2 separate regions of the Homo sapiens genome follow, and region 2 is linked to region 1. Evidence: read pairs that join two places in POLR2A ChIA-PET (ENCODE). Cell type or tissue: MCF 10A. All regions are shown on one strand. Each heading gives the region's core, and the rest is flanking DNA. Links, peaks and the distances in the headings are about the cores only.

Region 1 (4,407 bases), core at 226-4,225:
ATGCAGTCATAGGGGCATGGAAATCGGTCCTTTTACCCTGACTCTGCTTCTGGGTGGGGGCCACAGGACCTGTTAAGAGTCTGAGTGGAGCTATTGGTCATCAGAAATGCAAACGTCTGGAAGGACATCCAAAAGACCAATCTTAAGTTCTACAATAGTGATGCTATCTGCAAGAGTAACTGGGGAAGTTGCAAATATTTTGACCTTGGGAATAATGGCTCATAATCCTTTACTTCTACACCTTAACAAAGTTCAGGCTTCTCTCATCCTCCTAACCTCATAGTGTTTCATTCATTTTACAGTGACAGTTGAGTTTGGGGAAAGGTGTATTAAAACTTAAGCTGTAAACTAAATTTCTCCCAAAGTTAGCTTTGTCTAGGAATGACTAAGGGCAGTTTGGAAGTTAAAGGCAAGATGAGGGTTGATTAAATCAGAGCCCTTTCACTGTCATAATCTTCTCACAGTTACAATTTTTGTAGACAGTTTCAATATTGATGAGCTATTTAGCATGTCTTGAACTCTGTTATAACATTAATGTAATGTCTAGTTGTATCCACTAGGATGCCAACCCTGCTTCATTCATAATAACGTGGCAAGTGTCACCAAATGACTTACCATATGATCCACACATTTGAGAAAATGCTACTCTCATCAGTATTCTCATAAATAATCAACAATTTGCCTATTTTAGTAATGCTGTTAATATATTTAAATGCTTTGAACATTAAAACTAGAGCTTTTAAAATTTTACATATCTCTCTAATTCAGATGATATAATTGTATTTTTATTTACTTAATATTACTTTGAAATCACATGAATCTGATTTTGTATATAACTTTCCATTTTTATGTCCTCTGATAATCTTAGAACAAAGCTAAAAGATAAGTATGATTAGTGTTATATATTTCTAAAGATGTTAATTTTGAAAGGCTCATATATTTTAAGCTTTTGGAAAGAAAATGCTTAATTGTATCAATTTGAAAATACTTGAGTCAGGCAAAAGAGAATGAACATAGATTAAAATAAGTGTGCCTTATGGTGGTTTTAAAAAATATATTATTTAATCCCCATATTGAAATATTACTACCATTTTGTAGATTAAAACTCAACATATATAGAGTGAAGAGAGTTCTCTTTAAAATCAGACTGCCTCTTGACTGGTTTGGAAAATAGGAGAAAGATCATTGAGAAAGAAACAAAAATTTAAGATCTCTTCTGACCATTTTTGTTTTCCTATTAAAACACCTGTATGCTATTCCTGTTGATTATGATGTCATGGATACTTTGGTAACTTTGAAAAAATGGTGAACTAATTAGAATTTACCAATTTTTTTTAGTAGTGACAATGGTGATAAATATTGAGGGTTAAACTGTAGTGTCTCCACACGGTAATCTATAAAATTCAAATCCAAACAAGAAGCTTTTTTAAAAAAATGTCACCTGGAGTCTAAGAAAAAGTAAAAATATGAATGCAGTCAATATTTTTCTTATCAGTCATATTTCATCAATATTAGCAAAATTACCCAGTTCCATGATGTATCTTAGCAATCTTGTCAGTGCCAAATTTTTCAGAACTGTATTCTTATAGAACCTTGTAAGGCTAAAATTTAGCTAAGAAATAGGAGAATAAAATTGGAAAGCAAGTATTTCTAGTGAATAGGCTGTCTTCTATTAAACACCTCAGAATGTGTCACTCTGGTATGCAAAAGACTCAGAGCATTTTTAGTTTGAAATTATGCAATCTGTGCACAGTATTTGAAATATAGGCACTCCTACAGTAAGTTTGGAGGAGAAAACACAAATCTAAGGACTAATACAATTTTTTTTTCGGCTTTTTGCAATGTGACCACATGTAGGCCACCAAAGGCCTCAGAAAACTGAGGGGGGAATTTCCAAGATGTCTTTGTGTCTTGGCCCCAGGGCAAAGGTCCTGTGTCTGCATAGATGTTACCACTCTAGTTAAGTCAGGTTTTGTGTAAGTGTGAATAAAAGCCATTATGGAAATACCTGGCTGATGCCTTTCCTTGTGCTTCTTCACCACAAGTAATTATTCAGGCAAGAGATCAAGGCTGTCATCTCTTGCTTTAAAGGAGTACATGAATTATCTTAGGTTCTTCCAAGGCAGATTGCTTAAGAAAGCTAAAGTTTATACTAAAAATTTTGTTTTATGGGAAAATAATAGGAAAGACATTGAGGTAGCAATTATCTAAGACTCTAACATAAAATCTGAGGTAGGCATTGGACATAAACGTAGGAGGCTCCAAATCAGCCCAGGCAGCTTCCAATACCTCCTCTGAAATTGGGTTTTTAAATTTGTGTAGCATTGCTAAAGAGGAAGTGCCTTTTTTTCCAGTGGAATAACATTCTGATAGAGTTGAATTTTAAAAGGGCACTTTTCTGCTGGGTACAAGTTAATGAAATAGCATTAAGTGTAATTAGTTTTTTTAGAGAAAGAAATATGCAAGCACTGAATTGTTAGAGAGACAGAGAAACACTGCATGCCAAAACTTGACTTTCAATACCTGAGTGAGGAGGTATTAAAATATATGACACATCCTTTGGATGAGATTCTTGAGAAGCCATCTCAAGCTTTCTGACACCAATATTTTCCTTTCTTTTTGGAATATGATGAGTGATGTTTTGTGGTATCCTAATCCTATTACTGATAAAAGTAATATGAAGAACTCTCACTTCTACCCAGGCCTACAGTGTTTTGTTTTGTGTTAAAGTCAGGGGAATTCTAATAGGATTCCCAATTACGTAAAAGAGGTTCACTTGCCATTCACTGTTTCCTCTACCTTGCTACAGTCTTTATTTGGCATTAAGAGCAATGGCATAATTTCATGTCACTGAGCAATTTGCAGATTTTAACTCTCTGAAAGGTCATAGAGGCTTTTGGTGTGATCTTAGACCTTGCTGTTGTGATGCCCTTTGCATCTGATTTTTACTTCTCTTAAATGAGGTTTAGCCTAAAGCTGCCTCTTTAAGGTTTTTGTTGTTGTTGTTTTGTTTTTGTTTTGTTTTGTTTTGTTTTTGTGACGGAGTCTCGCTCTGTCGCCCAAGCTGGAGTGCAGTGTTGCAATCTCGGCTCACTGCAACCTTCGCCTCCCGTGTTCAAGTGATTCTCCTGCCTCAGCCTCCCGAGTAGCCGGGATTACAGGCGCCCGCCACCATGCCTGGCTAATTTTTTTGTATTTTTGGTAGAGACAGGGTTTTACCATGTTGGCCGGGCTGGTCTCGAATTCCTGACCTCAAGTGATCCACCCACCTGGGCCTCCCTAAATGCTAGAATTACTGGCGTGAGGCACCGCGCCTGGTCTCCTCAAGTATTTTAATGTCGGTCTAAAGGTTTCTTCTTACATAATGAACTGTAACCTAACTAGATGTGTAAACAGACTGTAATCTACTCTTGTAAGGAGTAGCCCAGTCTCAGCCAATCACAGCAGCCGTACTTCAACCGCTCGCAGGTGACCAACTCCAAGCTTGTCCAACCCATGGCTCGCGGGCCCCATGTGGCCCAGGACGGCTTTCAATGCCGTCTAACACAAACTTGGAAACTTCCTTAAAACATTATGAGATTTTATTTTTGTGATTTTACTTTATTTCATTATTGTAGCTCATCAGCTATCGTTGGTGTTTATTGTATTTAATGTGTGGCCCAAGAAAGTTCTTCTTCTTCCAGTGTGGGACAGGGAAGCCAAAAGATTTGACATCCCTGGAACTTTAAACCATGTTCAAATGCAGAGCTGTGACCAATCCAGCTGTTTCTGTACCTCACTTCTGTTTTTTGCGTATCACTTTCCTTTTTCTGTCTTTAAATTCTGTCAGATCACCTGACAGTGCTGGAGTTGCTCTGAACCTATTCTGGTTGAAGTGGGGTGTGGGCGAGGGGTGAGTGTGCTCCTTAATTCACAAGTATTTTTTTGCTCAATTAAGCTCTGTTAAATTTAATTGTCTGAAGTTTTTCTTTTTTTTTTCTTTTTTTTTTTTAGACTGATTGTCGCTCTGTCGCACAGGGTGGAGTGCAGTGGCGCGATCTCTGCTCACTGTAAGCTCTGCCTCCCAGGTTCATGCCATTCTCCTGCCTCAGCCTCCCAAGTAGCTGGGACTACAGGCAGCCGCCACCACTCCTAGCTAATCTTTTCGTATTTTTAGTAGAGATGGGGTTTCACCGTGTTAGCCAAGATGGTCTCAATCTCCTCACCTCATGATCCGCTCTGCTCGGCCTCTCAAAGTGCTGGGATTACAGGCGTGAGCCACCACACCTGGCATTTTTCTTTTAATACTTTCTTCTTTGTCTTGCAAGGTTGTAGCAAATTGTGACTTTGCTTAAAGTAAGCATTCATTTGACTTAGAGTTATATGTAATTTTCTATAAGTTTATATTAAGTTGATTTAAAAAACCAA
Region 2 (4,407 bases), core at 187-4,186, 90 kb before region 1:
TCATGCTAGTCTTAAAAATTTTACCCTGTTCTTATAATCTCCTGAAACACTTTGTAAATTAAATTTAGTTCACATTTTTACCAAAAATCTTGTGCGTGTAGAGGCACATGCTGCAAAACAACATTTTGGTCAACAACAAACTGCATATACATATGAAGATGGTCCCATAGGATAATAACACTGTATTTTTCCTTTTTTTTTTTTTTTTTTTTTTTTTTTTTTTTTTTTTTTTTTTTTTGAGACGGAGTCTCGCTCTGTCGCCCAGGCTGGAGTGCAGTGGCGGGATCTCGGCTCACTGCAAGCTCCGCCTCCCGGGTTCACGCATTTTTCCTTTTTTTTATGTTTAGATGTGTTTAATTACATAAATACTTACCTTTGTATTACAGTTGCCTACAGTATTTAGTTTAGTAACATGCTGTACAGGTTTGTAGCCAAAAAGCAATAGGCTATACCATAATAGTGCAGGTGTGTAGAAGGCTTTTACATAAAGGTTTTATGACCTGTATGATGTTCACACAACAACAAAATTGCCTAGTGGTGCATTTACTATAACATATCCCATCCTTAAGGGACACGTGAATGTATATACACACACACACATATACACATATTACCAAATGGATACATACATGGTTACCTACAGAAAAATTTAAACTTTGAAATAATACTCTTAGGGAATGTTACCTTTTTAAAAGATATTCTTTAAATTTATATTTGCTATTATGTTGCCTTACCAATATTCACATGTAACATTGCACATTTCACTAAGGGATTTTTTATATTAGCATTTTAGTCAGCACATTTGTTGTCTGTTTACCCTGTGTTATGAGTTAGGTAAAAAGAGATCTTGTTCCTGCTTTAAAGAGATCTCAGTTTAGTGACAGATAAGTAAACCAACCAAAGAGGGTGCATGAACCCCGGTAGCCTGGGTAGGAAGAAGCTTTCACTCTCAGTAGTTAAGGTGATGATGGGATGGAGGACTGTTCAGGAAAGACTGGTCAGAAAAGCTCAGACTTGTCTAAGTATGGAAGGGTGGGAGGAATGAGTTAGGTGGGAAAGGGCATTCGAAACAGAGACGGCAGCGCGTGCCAAGTGCTGAAGCAGCATAGCCTGGCATGAGGAGGTACACAGTAATTTGACTCAGCTGGAATGATGGGTGCAGGGGGCGGATCCTCATTTTCAGACTCACAAGACCTCAAAGCTAAAGAAGGAACATGCTGTTTTTTTGCAGTGGACAAATCCCTGCCATTCTGCTTGCCACTTTCTGGATGAATGCTCAGGCATCTCTTCCTTTCTGATTACATCCCTGGCTGCTTTTCTATGCCACTCCATGGATTACTGCTTCAAGTTTATACCCCCTTCCCATATGATACAGTCACCTCACTTGACACATGTAGGTTCCAGACCAGTGCCCTCCCTTTCTGTAACCTCATGAACTAACAAGGTGTAGATATTTAATACATATTAACCTGGATGATAGCATGTATTAACTCAGAGGAGCTGCTTACTTATAAATAAGTAAAAGAGTTAAAAAATAATCGTCAATGAGTCAATCAAATAAGTTACCACATAGCTTTCCCCCCAATAAACCAACACTTGGACCATTCAACATTTTTTTATTCACTATGCATGCAGCTTTAGCTATGACTAAACTTTTACAAATAAGACTTGCAGGGTTACCATTTAGACGTAACATGCACTAGATTCCATTCATGGAGGAAACCAGTTGGCTGCTGTTGGAGATTGGGCAACCGACAAGATTAGAAAAAAAACCAAAACCAAAACAATGCCTGTTAGCTTCAGATCTCCTTTTAGTTTTGGAGTTTGCTGTATTAAACTGTTCCATTACACTTTGTAGAATTGTGTGGAGTGGAGTTCTGTTGATCTAAGAGCTTAATACCCATGACAAAAAGGTTCAAGTTTTGTATGTGAACTCCTACTTACAGTATTGTCATCATAGACATGAAGAATGTTAAGAAACGCAGTATGGCAATTAAGAGCACTAACCTTGAAGGTGACCCAAATTGGAATCCCAGTTTTAATTCTTGGCCAAATATTTTAACTGTACTAATTCAAAGTTTTCCTGCATGTGTCATGGCAATAATTTCTGTTCTTTTTCATTAACCTTGGGAAATTATTAATATGAAGATTACGTGACATCTTATTTTTGTATGTATCCTAGAAAGTATAAAATGTGATATGAATTAAGTTGGTATTAATAGAAAGGTATAATGTTCAGGGAAAATATCAGACCTGTATGTGAGATTTTGTAATCACCACTGGGTATTTGAGTAGAAGAAAACATGAGAAAAAAATAATAATGTGCATAGTGTTAAGAAATCATGGCTGAGAAGAAGGTAGGCCTCTGTCTGGGCAAGAAAACTAGGTTTTTGAAGATAATAGCTTTGAGTGAAAAATGAGAGATTTGTAATCATCCAGAATAATGGTGTCTGAATTCTTCAGCACGTGGTAGTAGACACACGACGTGTTTGTTGTCTCAGAATTCTGAGGGCAATTCACAAAGAAATTGTTACAAACCATGAATCATTACACAACATTAGAATACCTCAAAAGAGTGAGTAACTCAAAGCTCTTAACAGATCTTGAGAAACTTGAAATAATAGGCATGTTTTTCTTGGGTGAGCAATCTCTCTAATTATGTGAGAGTTGTGTGTGCCCTTTCCTGCTCCACCATATTATGAATGTTTAGTGTAGAGAATTACTGAAGGTTTGCACACCAATTGGTAAAAAATGCAAAAATTACCAGTAGTAAATATACAAGATTGTTTGGGTAGGGGCAGGGACATTGGAGAAAAAATGAAAGACTAAGAAAAAAGTGATGTGAATTTTAGAAAAACACAAAGATTAAGCAAGGTTGAGTGTTTTGAGAGGAAATCAAAGCAACAGGTAAAAGAAACCAGTAACACAGTTAGTTGACTTTTTTAAACTGAGAGATTTCTCAAGAAAGATTTCTTGATAATAGAGTAAGAAAGAAACATCCTGTGATGGGGATGTTCTTTACAGAATATTTTGATCTCCAATTTAATTTTATGTCTGAATTTATAATCAGAAAAGGTCTTGTTTCCTTATGGTTTCATCAAACTAAATTAAATTGTAATTGCTCAGATGGTATAAATATGTGCACAAAGTTGATTATTGAACATTGTATAGTGGCCAGTTGGCTAATTGTAACTCTAAATGACACCATAATATGAAGTTTTGTTTTTATTTATATTGTTCTCTAAATACCAGGGTGAGTATGATGTTTCTGATAAGTGCATAAAGAAAACATGAACTTATAACTGGAGCAATAGGGCAAGGCTGCATCTTTATTACTTAACTCTCCAGTTGTAAAAACAAGTACTACGGTTGACAAGACACCTCTCCATGGGTACCTCCGTAATTGTCATAAATTTAAATTTATTGTAATGTTTTAGACCTGTTTGAACTGTAGTACACAGCCCATTATAACCATGTTTGAATTATATTTATCAATCTTTTTTTTTTTTTTTTTTAAGACGGGGTTTCACTCTGTTGCCCAGGCTGGAGTGCAGTGGCAGGATCTCAGCTCACTGCAGCCTCAACCTCCTGGGCTCAAGCGATTCTCCCACCTCAGCCTCCCAAGTACCTGGGACTGCAGGCACATGCCACCACTCCTGGCTAGTATTTTTTGCAGATTTTCACAGAGACAGATTTTCGCCATGTTGCACTCTTGAGCTCAAGTGTTCGGCCCACCTCAGCCTCCCAAAGTGAGGGGTTATAGGCCTGTGGCACTACACCCAGAAGACAATAAAATATTTTTTAAAAGTGGATTATTTGTAAGGGAGATATCTATTAGAAAGCTTTTTGAACTATTCACGGAATAAGTTTCAATTTTCTATTTTTTCCTACTAGTTTAATATTGAATAAAAATGTATACATTATTCTTCTCCTGGTATCAATCAACCTGGACTCCTACATTTTCTTTGCTAATGATTGATTTCTTTTTTGGAATGATACGATTACTTTTGTGACATTGTCACTTAAACAATTACTAAGAAAAAGTTAAAATATATGACCTCAGGTAGACTCTTAATTTTCATATTTAATGAAAACATGCATAACCAGTTCTTACTCCCCAAAAATATGTAAAATTACAAATGAAAATGGCATGATGACATTAAAATGAGCAGCTTTGTATATTTTCTGCCTTGTTACTAAACAGCAGAGATAAAGGAAGTCTCCTTATCAAGTTAACAGAATTTAAATAATCTATGTAGATAATTATTATAAATTATTTGTTAATGTAAATCAGGTTTTTAGACCTATAGTAAGCTGTGATGCTATGATATAACATCCTGAATGATGTTGATTCATTTTTACATCTTAATGAAGTATCATCTTCATTAGAATATTTGAATATAGAAA

What was found. Peaks named below come from ENCODE experiments on the same cell type or tissue, not always from the same donor. Only the 100,000 strongest peaks of a DNase experiment are listed, where the experiment ranks them.
Region 2: POLR2A ChIA-PET joins it to region 1 with 6 read pairs; 2 of 35 experiments call an interaction of 5 or more read pairs at or near these places.

Annotation. Positions count from the first base shown.
Region 1 is chr4:156,796,821-156,801,227 of GRCh38, reverse strand. All of the region lies in intron 3 of PDGFC (platelet derived growth factor C), which reads left to right. Among named protein-coding and RNA genes, the nearest start is that of LINC02272, 160 kb to the right of the region's middle. RefSeq lists an enhancer at 3,288-3,788. In MCF 10A, for the core only: a CTCF peak has its summit at 563; no DNase peak of the experiment used is centred there.
Region 2 is chr4:156,887,111-156,891,517 of GRCh38, reverse strand. All of the region lies in intron 1 of PDGFC (platelet derived growth factor C), which reads left to right. Among named protein-coding and RNA genes, the nearest start is that of PDGFC, 82 kb to the left of the region's middle. In MCF 10A, for the core only: no CTCF peak of the experiment used is centred there; DNase peaks (open chromatin) are centred at 1,727 and 2,557.